Linked DNA regions of Homo sapiens: region 2 is linked to region 1. A link is a loop called in an ENCODE intact Hi-C map of the cell type or tissue named here. Cell type or tissue: heart left ventricle. All regions are shown on one strand.

What was found. A loop is a pair of places that touch in the nucleus more often than their neighbours do. Peaks named below come from ENCODE experiments on the same cell type or tissue, not always from the same donor. Only the 100,000 strongest peaks of a DNase experiment are listed, where the experiment ranks them.
Region 2: it touches region 1 in a loop (2.9-fold over the local background); 5 of 110 quality-filtered maps call a loop at or near these places.

Annotation. Positions count from the first base shown.
Region 1 is chr6:163,938,506-163,946,505 of GRCh38, forward strand. All of the region lies in intron 4 of LOC105378102 (a long non-coding RNA gene), which reads left to right. Among named protein-coding and RNA genes, the nearest start is that of QKI, 530 kb to the left of the region's middle. RefSeq lists enhancers at 2,226-2,917, 4,502-5,155, 6,053-6,554, 6,555-7,055. In heart left ventricle, no CTCF peak of the experiment used is centred here; DNase peaks (open chromatin) are centred at 3,026 and 5,744; H3K4me3 peaks cover 1,802 bases; H3K27ac peaks cover 3,126 bases.
Region 2 is chr6:163,759,345-163,767,344 of GRCh38, forward strand. LOC124901499 (a long non-coding RNA gene) reads left to right here. Exons shown (of 2, transcript XR_007059932.1): 2 at 1-1,032. Among named protein-coding and RNA genes, the nearest start is that of QKI, 350 kb to the left of the region's middle. In heart left ventricle, no CTCF peak of the experiment used is centred here; no DNase peak of the experiment used is centred here; H3K27ac peaks cover 1,954 bases.

The sequences.
Region 1 (8,000 bases):
TGAGGGGTCAAAGTAAAATATTGCCATCTTCTATTTATTAACTTATGGGTGGTAGGTGCAGGAGTTAGGTGTAAAGCAGGGCTTTTTTTCCCCATTTTTTTTAATGGTAAGAGTGAACCTGTTTTTGAGGTCATGGTCACAAAATGTGGATGTCAAATTGTGCTGTCTTTCAAAGGGGTTCTCAGGTGCATCTCCGGAATGTATTGTCAGAAAGCTCTGGGGGCCCCCTGTTCAAGAAGTCTTGCTGCCATACTGCCGCACTGATTAGATGTTTTCCAAGCTTCAAGAAGCTGCTTCTTGAAAGGATTGTTTCCCCAAGGCCCAAGAGGAAATGATTCTCACGGGGTTGGGGCTGTCCTGTCCATGACACGCCTGACGCTGTCAGATCTGAACGAATTCACAGACAGACGGACTTGTCACCATGAACTCTGTGTGCGTCATCACCCAGGGCTCAGGTGCAAGGTTGTCCCCTTCTCGCCTGGCCTCTGTGATCGTCTTAGATAGCAATGTTAACTTGCCCTGTTAGTGGAACGGGAAAGTAAAATATTTTCTTATTTCAAGCCTGTGTCAGTCTATTCTTATACTGCCGTAAAGAACTACCTGAGACTGGGTAATTTATGAAGAAAAGAGGTTGGATTGGCTCACAGTTCCACAGGCTGCACAGAAGCATGGCTAGGGAGGCCTCAGGAAGCTTGACAATGGTGGGAGGCAAAGGGGAAGCAGGCACCTTCTTTCCATGGTGACAGGAGAGAGAGTGTGCGGGGGAAAGTGCCACACACTTTTAAACCATCGGGTCTCATGAGAACTTACTACCATGAGAACAGCAAGGAGGAAGTCCGCCTCCATGACCCAATCACCTCCCACCAGACCCCTCCCCTGCTTACAGTTCGAGATGAGATTTGGGTGGCGACACAGAGCCAGACAAAGTCAAACCCTTTGCATTCCAACCAGTCATCCCTAAGTTTCGCTACATTTATTGTGAAGATTTTAAGGTTGTGGCAGCAAATATAGAGAAGTGGTGTGGCCCACCCCAAATCCACAGGAACGAGCTTGGAAGGTACCATCATGCACTGTGTCTCATGGAGTCCCTCTGTTCTAGGTGAAGTCCGACTTTCCCTGGAAGACCGAGGCCTCTCCCCTTGCACCACAGCCTCACTTTATCATCATCCCTCAGCCTCACAGCGGGTTTTCCAAACCTTAGTCCACCAGGTGCTTTCCAGCCCCCGTCCAAAAGGCTGCTCCCATAGCCCACCCAGCCCACTCACCCCCGGAACTCTTCAGGTCCCACCCAGGCTCCTCAAGGGTGGCTTTTGTGCTCCCCACAGCTGTTACCGATTTCCACTGCACCTTGTGCTTTTACCTTGTATTTTATTATGATTCATTACTTTAATGATTATTGGTTTAATATCTTTGCCTCCATTCGACTGGGAGTTTCAAAAATTGTAGAAACTCCATTTGATGTGTTTTGCTACTGTGTCTCTATTGGTCAGTAGTGACATGACGAGTAGTTTTGAATGAATGCGTGTATGCCTTTTAGAGTCCACTAAACCTAGGATTTCCCTGGGTTTCTTGTGGCTCTATGATGTGCTGGGCATGACTAAAAATTCAAGTTGAGTAAGATAGTCCCTATTCTTAAAGACCATATATTCTTGCATTCTTTAGGTCAGCCTCCTGTTTAGAACCCATTGAACTTTTGAATTTAGAATTCACCTGTTGGGAGGCCTTTTTAATAATGCAGGTGTGGGTGAGGAATGTCTCACCTGGAGAAGCTGCAATTGGCATGTATGGAAGGGAAGCTGAGGAGGTTTAAGGAAAGATGAGGTTTGTTAACTGATGCGGACTTGGAGTTGAAATTAAATGAGCAGAGGTGAGGCCAGAGGGCAAAAACAGAAGAAAGAAGGAAGGAGATGAGGACTTAGGAAAGGAAACAGGATCAGGGAAAGAGGTAGGGGAAGCAACAGAAAATGTCAGCATCATGGAAACACAAAAGCAAAGTGCTTCTGATGTGTAATGGGGGCAACAGAATGAAGACCTTCAGGAACATGGTTTTGTGCACTGGTAGGAGTGGGAGTGAGGCCACAGAGGCTGAGGGAAAAAGAGAGGGAGCAGGCAATGTGACTTCAGGCCACCCACTCAAGATTTTATCCTGAGGGGAAGGAAAGAAGGATGGCTCTGCTAACCTCCAGCTGCCTTCCAATGCCAGGACCTGAGAGTGTGAGACTCCCTGGTGGCAACGATGTTTCTCTGGGATGATTTTTATGATGTGTGACTAGAGAAGGTAAATAGAAGATGCAGTGGAGCCCAGCGAAAACCTTTTTGGGACTTCAAGAGACCTACCCATGTTTCAAGGCAGGGGTGTCAAAGGTGATTGAACCAGAGCGACTCCATCTTGAACGGGGGCTGGGTAAAATCAGGCTGACACCTACTGGGCTGCATTCCCAAGAGATTAAGGCATTCTTAGTCACAGGATGAGATAGGAGGTCAGCACAGGGTACAGGTCACAAAGACCCTGCTGATAAAACAGCATGTGGTAAAGAAGCTGGCTAAAACCCACCAAAACCAAAATGGTGACAAAAGTGACAGCTGGTCGTCCTCACTGCTCATTATACACTAATTATAATGCATTAGCATGCTAAAAGACACTCCCTCTAGCGCCATGACAGTTTACAAATGCCATAGCAATGTCAGGAAGTTACCCTATATGGCCTAAAAAGGGGAGGAACCCTCAGTTCTGGGAATTGCCCAGCCGTTTCCTGGAAAACTCATGAATAATCCACCCCTTGTTTAGCATATAATCAAGAAGTCTATAGTCAAGAAGTATAATCAGTTGAGCAGCCTATGCTGCTGCTCTGCTTATGGAGTAGCCAGTCTTTATTTCCTTTACTTTCTTAATAAACTTGCTTTCACTTTCCTGTATGGACTCATCCCAAATTCTTTCTTGTGGGAGGTCCAAGAACCCTCTCTTGGGGACTGGACTGGGACGCCTTTCCTGTAACCGGGAGAACAGGGCCAGTGCTGGGAACTGGCAGGGCCTGGGGTTGGGGTGTGGGGATGGAAGGTTGAACATAGAACACAGAAGGAAGACCCTGAGGGGACCCAGCGCCCTAGAGCACTCTAAGCCAGGGGAAGCCTTTCTTCCTGGAGACAGAAGGAGGAGGGGCACGCTTCCATTGCTCCCCCTTCAAATCCTCTAGGGAACACACTGGTGCTTTTAACAACAATCATCGTGTGTGCAGCCCTCCCTTAACCTGCCTTCCCACACTAGCATGGAATCCCCACGGAGGTGCGGCTCTCACTGGACAAGCACAGACCAAGGTCTGCAGGAGCAGGGTCAAGGGAGGTGCTCTACAGGGAAAAACGCACCGTCTGTGTCTTTGACAGGGCAGTGGGAAACATTTGGAACTGAAGAATAGCGAAAATGAAGGTTCATTTCCAGTGGGTGTGGGAGAAGCCCTTTACCAGTTACTATCAATTATTGCTAGTTACTGATCTGCTCTGGTCTTCAGAGCATCCTGACTCAATGCCTCTTTCTGGGAAGGACGGGAAGGGAGGGGAGTTGGGGGAGAGGAGGAAAGGGAGGAGAGTATGTAATAGTGACCCAGGAAGTAAAGCAACAAGCCCAGGGTTTGCATCTGCTTCACATTTTGAGAAATAATGTTTTAAGTGGATCTTGAACAATTCTATGGGGGAGGACAGAACAGGTGAGTTGGGAGGATGTCAAAGAATCAACACCGATGCCAATGTCCTAACATCTTTGTGATAAAAAGGCATTATATTCATGAGGGAGGTGAATGAGGGAAGAGATGGATTTAAAAATGATTTCTAGCTTTGATGGACAAATCATATTTCTTATTCACCAAAGCTCTAAATGGCTTTCAATCTTTAATAACTCCTTTCATGCCGTATAGTCCAAGAAACCTTTCAAAATGGTAAGATTGCAGCTCAGTTACACATAAATAGGCTGAACTTTTTTTTACAAGTTTGAATTTAAATGATGAAAATTGACATTTTCATCTTGCAAAAGAAAATGAATTGCAGATCTCCTAAATAAATACTTACAAACAAAATGCAAACGTCTTTGAATCTGAAAGCTTGCCTGTGAATGACAAGGGAGTTTTTGCCTGGGTAGACTTTGAAGCATTCTGTAAACCTTTTAAAGAAAGGAGTGCCTTTGAAACCTCAAAAACTTGTAGTACTAAATATTTTAGTGGTGATTTATGAACAGTGTTAAAAAATATGCCTTTTCTTTCATTAAAAAAAAAGTTCTAACACTTAGCAAAATGATGAGGATTTATGTGTTAAAATGTTTTGCAGGGCAGCTTCTGAGTAATAGATTCATAAATATTTCCCTTTTTAAATTTAAAAGTAAAAATAAATTAGAAAAAAAACACCACCAAATTAAAGGTATTCAGTTAAATAGAGAAGATGAACTTCGGATTTTCACCTGACCTCACAGTGTTTGAACACTGAACTACACCCCCTCATCAAAGGTAGGCAGGAATGACCCTCTAAAAGTTCCTCTCTGTCACCCTCCCTCTAGCGTATATACACGTGCACATGCACCCCAACAGAATACATCAACATTTTGACTATTTACTAAGTTTGCTTTAAAATCATGCTTCTCTCAACACTGACTATTTTCTATTTAGGTTATTACTATTAAAAAAAAATATCTGGCCAGGTACGGTGGCTCACGCCTGTTGATCCCAGCACTTTGGGAGTCTGAGGTGGGTGGATCACCTGAGGTCAGGAGTTCAAGACCAGCCTGACCAATATGGTGAAACCCCATCTGTACTTTAAAAAAAAAAAAAATAGCCAGGTGTCGTGGCATGCGCCTGTAGTTCTAGCTACTCCAGAGGCTGAGACAGGAGAATGGCTTGAACCCAGAAAGCGGAGGTTGCAGTGAGCCGAGATCGGGCCACTGCACTCCAGCCTGGGCGACAGAGGGAGACTGTGTCAAAAAAAAAAAAAAAAATTCCCATGTGCCCAGAGCATTTTAGGCATATGAAAATGTAATTTAAAACTGATACACAATGATTGTGTGTTATGCAGGTAAAGAGTTAAGAAATAGTCCTCATGAGCTGCTTGAAGAGGGGATGAAAAATGAGACAAGAGACGAAAGGATGGCAGGGTCTTTCGGGCAGCGTGGGGGCTCCCCGTTGCTGGGTCCTTTTATGCTTTGTGATTGAATCCAGCCAGACCTCTGAGCACTCCTCTCCTTTTTGCTTGTGTGGCGATGGGGGTTGTTGCTGGGGAGAGGCAGGGGGAGTGAACGAGAAAAAAGAAAAGTTGGCCACACAAATACAATGCCAGAGACTGTGGTCCCAGTTCTATGGGGGAGAGCGAGTGGGAAGTTGCCGGAGCTCCACAAAGCAGCTCTCGTTCCCATGGAAACCGATGTTTAGTGCTGAGTGCCTCGCTTGACTCTGCATAGCCCCCTTCCTCTGTCTTTTTAAATCTCTGTTGGAGATGCATTGTCTTCTTGGGTTTTTTTGTTTGTTTGTTTTGTTTTAATAAAAATAAAGACGATGGAGAAGAAAACACTTTCCGCCTCAAGACATCCCGTGGATAGGCTGATGACACATATCCTGGGTGGGTTTGAAATCTGGCTGGATCTCCCCAGATCTAAGATCTGGTACCTTGTCTTCCAGCCATGTACTGACAGGCCACCAAGAGCTGTGCCAGGCAGAGATTGGCAGACTAATTTGAATACCAATGCTGCTCTCGGCTGGCTTCCAGTTACAAGGCGGGGAGGCCCAGGAGGGCAGGCAGGGTGGGGACAGGGGTGGATTCAACAGAGGCTTCTGGGGGGAGAGGGGGAGTTCTCCCACCATTATGTGCTTCCTTCCTTCTCTTACTCCCATGCCCCTTCTCTGCTGGGTTATTGGCAAGTCTACTTTCTATTCTTCAAGGATTAATGCCTCAGTGCAAGAGGAAAATTGGCAATTAAAAATATCTCAAAGCCTGGGATTTCTGTCGCTTTATCGTTTTCCAGTTAGATTTCATCAGGATGCCACTGCACAGAGAAGTTTAGGGCTTTTGTTGTTGTTTGTCAAAGAGTTTAAAACTATGAGCAGGATGTTTTTATCTTCAGAGAAAAAAGACAGGCAACCTTTTGTGCTAATGGAGCTTAGCTAACATCTATAAGCAGGGAGAATTTCTAAGGGGAAAGTGAGTTACTATAATACTCTCTAACAAAATAATCTGCTTATAAAAAATAAGATACTAGGTTCTTATCAGAACTGCTGAATATAAGTTATTTGGTACTTTTCCATACTTGAAATTTTTAAAAATCAGAGATTATATATACTTATGGAAATTCCTCTCACACCCCTCCAATAAAATATTTTAAATGTAAAAGATGATAAATGTGCATCTCTGCATTGTGAACTATCGTGTTGAAATAATTTCTCAGCTTCTGAGATTCTAATGAAATTCTCCAGGCAGGTTGAAGTGCTGAATCCCCTGGTGGAAGCTCCGGAGGAACCTTCCTCCCGTCCCCGTTGGCGGCTGGCAGGCTGTGGTGGTTTCGGGCAGGGAAGGGCCCCGCAGTGTCCCTCCTGTGGCCACACACACTCCTTTATTGCTCCAGCGCCCACCTGCTGCTTGCACTTGCGATTTGGGTGGCGTGATGCCAGTGACATCAGACAGGCCAGGGTATTGTCCCAGTCTCAGGGAAGATATAAGTTGTCATCATCAGTGAATATTTATTAGGTGTTCATAGGCACAGGACTTCATGCAAGGAGTGATCAGCAGGAGACCAGGAAACACAGAGGAAGCCGGATCATTTTTGGGGTGCAAGGCACCTTGTGCCGGTGATCACTCGTATGCCAGTTTTATTTCTTTGTAAGTGTGAAAAACGTGGCCCCCAATTTCTGCATCATTATTCTAACAAGGTTGGCAAAAGTCCTAGGCCTTTGTTACAGAGCGACAGCTTTTCTCTTTATATGATATTTTTGAGGTTTATTTATGGAAAGCCTTAAACGTTATTTTTTTCATGATTATCCTTTAAACCTAGTGCATTATTACCTGGGAAAACTCAGGGAAGATTTCTTGTTCAGAGCTAAGCAAAATAGTATTTACTGTAAGATGTAATGACGCAGCCCAAGTGGGTTTTTATTTCTAGGCTGGTCATGGTCATAATAGTGACTTTGCCGAGTTTTGAAAACGTATCTGTACAGAAGATTCAAGCTAGAAGAAAACACTAGTTATTGGAGGAAGTCTTTTACTGTGGGCAGCACGGAGGTCACCTTGTCTGTATGCCTGGGAGTTTTCTCCTTGCCCAGCCTATGAAATTAATGGTTTAATAGAGAGGGAAAGTTCAACCTCAAAATGTAAATCTTTAGCCCAGTTAATAGACACACTGGGGCACTGTATTAACTTGCATTTATATTCAAGCGGCGCGGTCACTCTGAAATCCTCCTCTGTGCCGGAAAGCAGCCTCTGCAGGAACTTGAAAGGGCCTAAAGCATGTGGGTTACTGGGTGAACCCCAAATAGTCAAACCAGTCAAACCAGTCTTTCCCAGCTCTAATTATCAGATGGAGCGGAACACTAGGTAAGAAGTGAGAAGCAGTGGAGTGAGGCGCTGGCTCCCTGAGGAGGAGCTGGGGAGGAAAGGGCTCATGGAGGGGCAATATTGCTTTGTCTGTCTGTGGACTGTGGATGGGGATTCTAGCCTTCATCGCCTCCATGTTACACATTCACCTTCCATGGGTTTTCCCATGTGAGCCTTCTAGGGATGAGCTATTACTTACCGTCTTGCATGTTTATTTTCTTCATTTCAAGGGCTTACAGTGCCAGATGCAGAGTTTGACACAGTTCGGTAAATGAAAGAATAAAGACTGTTAATGAGTTCCACTTTCTGTTTTCTGGTAGAATAGTAAGAACAGGCTTTTCATTTATTTCTACTTTTTCTTATTTGGACTTTTAAGTCTTGCCAGGATAGTCAGACTCTCTTTGTGTTTTGAGGTGGGGTTGTGCCGCTGGAGGAAGCTGAGG
Region 2 (8,000 bases), 180 kb before region 1:
TGATGCTGAGATGGCCAAAAAGTGAGAGGTGGAAAACATTTGGAGTGAGTTAAGGAGAGAACGCGAGGCAAGGAAGTGAAGCTGAGTGAGTTGGGGAGTGGGGTGCAGGGGCCTTTGGCCACCCCAGGCTCTTTCTATGTGAACATTCTGAGACTGATTCTGATTTTTTTCCCCTCCCAAATTGCTCTCTTTTCCTTTCTTCACCTACTTACTCCCTGGTCATCCTTCCTTTGGGTCAGTGAAGTTGCTGATTCTTTAGGGAACACTTCTCTGATTGCTGAAGCTAATAGTCTCTCCCTGCGGTTGCCGGTTGTTTCCAATAGTTGACTAGTTTTCTTCCCCAGCACTTACGAGTACACAGCCAGTCACTCTGGTTGCTCACTGTCTTCCTTCTTCCTTGACTGTCAGCTCACAGGAATGCAGGGCCCTTACTTGTTTTACTCACCACTGCATCCCAAGGATATAGCAGAGTGCCTGGCACACGGTAGGTGCTGAATAAATATTCGTTAAATGATTGATTGGAGGAAAAAACCACCATCCTCCATGGTAAACCTTTACTTTACTTTTGCATACTTCTAAAAGTATAATCTAGAGGTTCAGTGACTCCCGCAAATAAACAGAAAAGGGCACAGAGGGTGGCGATAGGGCCACTGATAACAGGAGCTGGAAGTAGAAGACATCTTTTTTCCGAAGTTGAAGACTTGTACTTCCATAACCTTGGCAGATTAGGAAATGTCAATTACCCTCCAATCCAACCTCCTATATAGAGCCACACACTGGTTTCCTAGCCTTTTATGTATTGAAAAGATGTTATCCTATAAATTTTCTTCTTTTCCAATGTGTTCTATAAATATCCACTAAAATACTTTAATTGCAAGAAAGTTAGATATTTGAGGTTATATCCATGTTTCATTTCTGTGGAAAACAACACAGAAAATGTTACCCAAGTATAACTGGGCACCATGGCTCCAATATTTTCTCATTATCAGCTCAAATAAACACAACTTAGAATAAAAAAGTCATGTAAAGCAATTCAAATATTTCACTTCATCTGTCAAGGAAATATCAGGAGGGTGGTTGGGAGTACATTCTTGATGCACAGCAGGAATCTTTTACACTTCTTTCTCCCCATTTCTGCCCCTCTCGGTATCCTCCACAGGGAGAGCAGCTGCTCCCTGAAACTCTCACTCTCTCTGCATTTTTCCTTTCCAGTGCCTCAAAACTGCACACCACCTGGTACTTGGCAGTGCAGCACTTTGCTCAGGGGGATGGGTCTCCATCTCTCTGCCGTCCTGTTTTTCTTTTTTCCCGTCAATTATTCTTTGCCTTTTCCATAGATCAAGAAGAAGGTGATGTGTACTCATGTACATTAAAAACTCCTGTCTCCATTGCCTATGAACAGCAGCATCAAACCACTATGCAGAATTAGCATGAATTTATAGCTAGAATAGGAAAGTTCAAACTTGGAAACAACCATCGTAGTTTACCAGTTGGGTTTTGAAGTTTTTTCTCTCAGATCTGTTGCTTACTAGCAATGTGAACTAGGTAGCAAATTACCCTCTCTTGAAATGTTAGCAGATTCACTTGTGAAATGAAGTTAGTGATGAAGGCCAAGGTAGGGATAGCCATGCAGTTCTGTTTCTCCTTATCTCATCATCTCACTTTCCCAGGGAGATCTTTAATCTTGGAAATTAGCACTCTCTGGTCACGTGGTGAAAGTGGGTTGGAAGAAAGATGCATGCAAGGAGCAGTGCTTCTACCCCACCCAGTTATCATGAGCTTTGAGTGAGAGGGTTCATGTAGAGTGTTTAGGATGGTTTTTGACTCACAGTGAGAGCCCATAAACGTGAGCTGTCTGTCTCCTCTGTCCCTCGTCCTTTTTACACCCCCTCACCCACTGCATTTTCTTCTCCTCTGTCATTGCAGAGGCAGTCAAGCGTATTAGTTCACCCATTCTTCCATCAACTTTGAACTAGGGCTTATAATATTCATTTTGCAGTTGAAGACATGGAGGAAGAAAGGAAAACGAGGAAAAGAGACAAAGAGACAAGAGGAATGAAGTGCTCCTGTGATCAGTTTTCCTCATTTCATTTTTTTCTTTGAGTTGAGAGGGTCAGCTCACTTTCTGCCTCCACTTTCCTTGAAAATTCCAATGAACAACCCTCTTCTATATTTTCAGGCTCAGAGTATGCACCAAGTTAGATGAGTCTTGATCCTGAAGGATTAACATGAAACAAGCTGGCAAATAGAATATAGATTAATGGGGTCCAACCATACCATTGAATATGATTAATGGAATTGGGGAATTTGGTTGATGGAATGAGATCTCCCAAACCTTCTTACATGTGGGAGATGACTAAGTGAATTAGTTTCCTAGGACTGCCATGACTAAATACTGTAAACTGGGTGGCTTAAACAACAGTACTTTATTTTTCAGTTTTGGATGCAGACAGCCCAAGACCAAGATGCTGGAAGAATCGGTTTCCTTTGCGGATGCTCTCCTAGGTCTTTTTTTTTTTGGAATCTTGCTATTCGCCTGCCTCAGGCTCCCGAATAGCTAGGATTACAGGCACCTGCCATCATGCCTGGCTAATTTTTGTATTTTTGTAGAGACGGGGTTTCATCATGTTGGCCATGCTGGTCTTGAACTCCTGATCTCAGGTGATTCGCCCACCTCGGCTTCCCAGAGTGTTGAGATAACAGGCGTGAACCACCACGCCTGGCCTCTCCTAGGTTTTTAAATGACTGCATTCTTCCTGCCTCTTCACACAGTCACCCTTCTGTGCACAAGGATCTGCTGTCTCTCTGTCTGTGTCCTAACCTCCTCTTCCTATAAGGATTCCAGTTGGATTGGACTAGGGACCTCACGTAGGACCTCATTTTAACATAATTACCTCTTTAATACCCTGTCTCCAAATACGCTCACCTTCTGAGGTACTGGGGGTTAGGGCCTCAAAATATGAATTTGCGGGAAGGAGAAATATAGCTTAGCCTATAACAACTATAGGGCCAAAATCTATTTTGTTAGCCTATTAATGTGTGAACATTTTTGATATGTAAAGAAGCTCACACTTTGGGAGACCAAGGCAGGCCGATCACAAGGTCAGGAGATGGAGACCATCCTGGCTAACATGGTGAAACCCCGTCTCTACTAAAAATACAAAAAAGTTAGCCAGGCTGTTGGCAGGCGCCTGTAGTCCCAGCTACTCGGGAGGCTGAGGCAGGAGAATGGCATGAACCCCGGAGGCAGAGGTTGCAGTGAGCCGAGATCGCGCCACTGCACTCCAGCCTGGGCAACAGAGTGAGACTCCATCTCAAAAATAAAATAAAATAAAATAAAAAATAAAAAAGAAGCTCAATGTTTTTAATGCAACAGACCCTGCGGAAGGTCAGTAACACCAGTGTGAACCCAAGTCACATCCCAGAGAATTGCAATCACCTTTGTTGTATGCCTCTTAGGGCATTGTGGAAAGGGAGACTCACTAATGTTCATTTTGGTTATGATTTAATAATGAACCGGTGATGGATTACTAGCTCATAAAGTCAACTCAGAAAGTTGAACTTGGGGTGATTTTTTTCTGAGTTTGAATCTTGTAAGCATGACTTGAGAGGGAAACCAACAATGTTTAAAAGAGAATAAATGCTATTTTCTGAATCCAATTTAAAGAAAGGGAAGTAGCCCAGTGTTTAAGGCAGAATTATCTTGAATCCACAGCATATTCTAAGGCCAGAATGTTTACAAGTGCTTTGGCCTTAACATGTTCAAGAATTGTTTGACACCATCTTTGTAAGAACCTTTGGATATTTTTTCAAAGTCCTCAAGCTATTTTATTTCCGTAGAGTACTATTTCACAGTGACATAAGCTGTTTGAGGTTGGATATTTTCTGCTTCTAGTTTTCTCTTTGAAAGCAAAAACTAGAAGCCTCGGAGCTCAAATTGTTCTGAAAGGCAGAGAGTCCCAAGTGTGAGGGCCAGGGGTGCACGTGGCCTCCTGTGTTCCTCTGTCAGCAGGTTTGGACCAGAAGGAAGACCAAGGTGTGGATAGCCATGCAGTTGTGTCTGCTTGTCTCATCATCTCACTTTCATGGGAAGCTCTTTAATCTTGGAGTTCAGCACTCTCCGGTCATGTGGTGAAAGTGGGTTGGAGCAAAGATGAATTAGAGGAGTGCTGCTTCTATTGAGGATAGGAGGCATGAGTTTAAGGGGCAAGTTCCATTCTTCCCTGAAGCAGCAACCTACACCAAGGTAGAGATGACCACCTGTCTCTGGTTCTTCTTGGCCCCACTGTTTGGACTCTTGGCTACTTAAGAAGATGATTTCTCCCAGATGAAATTCTTGTTGGCATTTAGTTGTATTAAAAGTCATTTTTGGTGCTAGTGGATGAAGCCTTTTCCTTTAAAAATAATAGCCAGGTTAGTCCAATTGTGAGAGTTCTAAAGTTATTTTGAGTCTTCTGTAATGACTTTACAATAAATAGTTTAAATAAAGGTAAAGGACTCTGAAAAGAATACTCAAATTGAATGAATTTTTTTATGACGTATCCTGGATGGCATCCTCCATGACTCTAGACCTGGCCCCAAGCTCTTCCTTCTCTCCACCTGATACATGATGGATCTTCCTCTGTTTATGACTTTACTTACTGTCTGTCATGGGAAACACTGCCTCTCTCTCCTGACTTATTCTCAGTTCCTCAGTCTCATTCAGCCTAATCCTTGAAGCAAAGGATGGCTTATCCTGGATGATCTTGGATGATCTTTCCCCAATATAATTAATATAGAAAGCCTGAGAGTTCATCTAGGTGATGTCTAAGGCATTATTTAGCTCTAAAATATCTATAATCCGTTTTCTCATCTTCATAAGGCGCTTCTCTATTTTATCCCATAAGGGCAATATAAACCTTCCATCCACTCATCACTCAAAGTAGTATCAGTGTTCTTTGACTGTTTTTTGGGCTTCTTTATCTCTTATGTGCCGCCAAATGCTCCCAGGATGGTTTTCTATAGCACGTATCTTTGTTTTCTTTAGTTTTAAGGCAATGAAAGTTCTACAACATTTTCAAACTATGTAAGTCTCCAATATCTCAGTAAGCAAAGCATTTGGCAAGTCCCAGTATTTAAGAGAGTTTGTAAAGTGTGTTCTAAATTTTTCCTTGTTTCTCTTTTACCCTATACTAGGTAAGCAATTATTTTTGCTATCCTTTCATCATTCGTCTCCTTTCGTGGGCCCCCTGAGGCTTGTGGCCAGACATTACAGAGGTGGTTTCTCCGAATGATAGCCTGTAGACAGTCAGCGTTTCCCTGGGAGGGGCTGTATTCTCTTTACAATCCAAACAACCAACCCAGAATAAAATCTCAGCAATGTTTCTGGCCTATAAACAGCATGCCTTCTTCGGTTCACTTCCTGACACCTCCCCAGGCTGTTTGGGTTTTTGCAAACATCCTCACTGGCTGCAGGAAGGGTGGGATGAAACTGTTTAGTTGTTCAAGGAGTACAGAAGTCTCATCAGTCAGCAGCTCCTGAAAGAACCAGGGCCAGAAAGAACAGGCACTCCAGAGGGCACGAGACAAGGAGCAGAATGAAGACAGAAGCAAAGATGAAAGAAGATAGGAGCAAAGGGTAGATCTGGAAAGGTTTAGCAAAAGCCGTTGTGTTTCTTTTCTAACAGGTTTGTTCTTGTACAGCCATTAAAATTAGTAGCACAAGCGTGCTCAAAACAGCCTGTTATCCACGTTTCTGTGTTTAGCTCAGTCTAGCAAAATTGTTAAAAGTCACTTTGCCAGACTTCCGTAGGTGGTATCACTTCAAGAGAAAATGGCCAAGCCTTTTTCTCAGGTGGGGCAGACCCTTGGTTTAGATCATTAAGTAGGGCTTTGTGGCTGTCAAGAACTGGGCTGATATGAGAGCATATCATATCATGGATGAGAGTACAGGAATAAACCTGCAAGGAAAAACAGTTCTCTTTTTCCTCTTTCCTTTCTATGTTTCTTTCCTTTTTACATGGAAGGTCAGTGAATGAAGATTAAATAGACTGTCTTTCTGTTCTTTGTCTTCTTTCTGACAAGAACAGCTGTGACATTCTCAATGACAAAGAAGGAACAATTTGCAGAGACGCTGGGCCAAATTTTCAAAATTGAGTTCCTAATTTACACATGAAAAATATGTGACCTTGAGGATGATTATTGGAACAAACACAGATTTTACATGTGTGTGGTTGGGAGTGTTTGCATCACTGCAGTTCTGCCTTTGCACAAATGCACCCAAGCTGAAGCTCACTGGACAGATGCAATTCCTAGCCATGCATGAGTCCTTGGGCAGCTAATGTTTCAGCTTTGAACCTTTCTCTTTCAATAGTAAATTTCCAAACACAAAGTGGATCATAGACACATACAAATGTACTTTTCTACTTTTTCAAAGTTTTGGTGTAGATTTGTAGTATGGCTTTAATGTGGTGTACCTATTGCTGTGCAGTAATGTCTGGCAATGGGTTTGCCTGAGTTTATAGTGAGAATGTCTTTAACATCCATGAGACCCAGGGATCTAAAAAATTGTTTAGAAAATAGCTCAGAATGAGGCCTGGTATGGTGGCTTGCACTTGTAGTCCCAGCACTTTGGGAGGCCGAGGTGGGCAGATCACCTGAGGTCAGGAGTTCAAGACCAGCCTAGCCAACACAACAAAACATCATCTCTACTAAAAATACAAAAATTAGCCGGGCATGGCGACGCATGCCTGTAGTCCCAGCTACTTGGGAGGTTGAGGCAGGAGAATCGTTTGAACCCAGGAGGCAGTGGTTGCATTGAGCCGAGATTGCACCATAGCACTCCAGCCTCGGTGACAGAGCGAGACTCTGTCTCAAAAAAAAAAAAAAAAAAAAAAAGGGAAAAAAAAAGAAAATAGTTCAGAATGGTTACACCATGGCCAAACAGATTATAAATGTTCTCTTCTTACTTCTAAGCTACTCTGAAATAGGCCCCACTGTGCATCAGACATTGTTCTGGTGCTTCCTGTGACTCACACTGTAGCTTCGGGGAAGTCTTTGTTTTCTACTACTTTCTACTACCTGAGGCTGCTAATCTTCAAGTGGAAGTTGTTGGGTAGCTAGTGTTAGACAGTTCTCCTAGGGCCTGGAGACCTCTGAACTTAATATGTAAGGTAGGGGCTTTCACTAAGATAAATGCTGGTTCCCCTGGACCAGTAGGACTCTCTCTAAAGAGGCAAGCTGAGCAGTAGAGTACTTACACTGTATTGTGTTTTGACACTGGCCACACTAGTCTCCCCCAGTGGAACTAATCCTCCATTAGTTTTTTTTCTCCCTGGAAAATGATAAAATGGTAGTCCTTGTCTGCTGTATACAGGCCAAAGTCGATGAAGAACTTGGTTGGATAGCCATCATTTGGTTTATTTGGACATAGATTAGTTTACTGAGCCATAGAGTTATTTAAAGGTCCCAGATAGTACCAGGGGATGCGTCCCTGAGAAATCTTACCTAGCTCTTGATGATGTGTAGAACATTGAGAAGGTAGAGTCAACTCTGAACCCAGCTAGGTATTACTTATTCAAAGGGGACTAGAAACATTTTTCCAGGGAGAAAAAAACCCATTGCCATCTATGGCAGGGGACTCTGACTCCTCCAGGATTTGAGATTGTAGGGGAAAACAAATATCACGGAATCAAATAGAATCTCTGGAACAGACATACAATGCAGGATTGAGGACCCTCTCACCTTAGTCATACTGACTGAGAAAGCCTTCTTACAGATGTGTTGTCTGTTAGCTTCTCGTCATAGTTAGTACTGTAGGCTATTAAGTGGGCTAAAAAGGCTAAGTAAGGATGGTGCCCATTTTGCTGACTTACAAATATCTTAATGTCAATCTTGAATAAACCTCATTCCACCCAATTTCCTAGCTTTGCTTTTAGCTAGAGTTTTAATGGAGAGTGATAGCAACCTCTTGTTATGATTCTGTTCTTGTCAAATTTGGTTTGCAGTTTGTTATTGTTGTT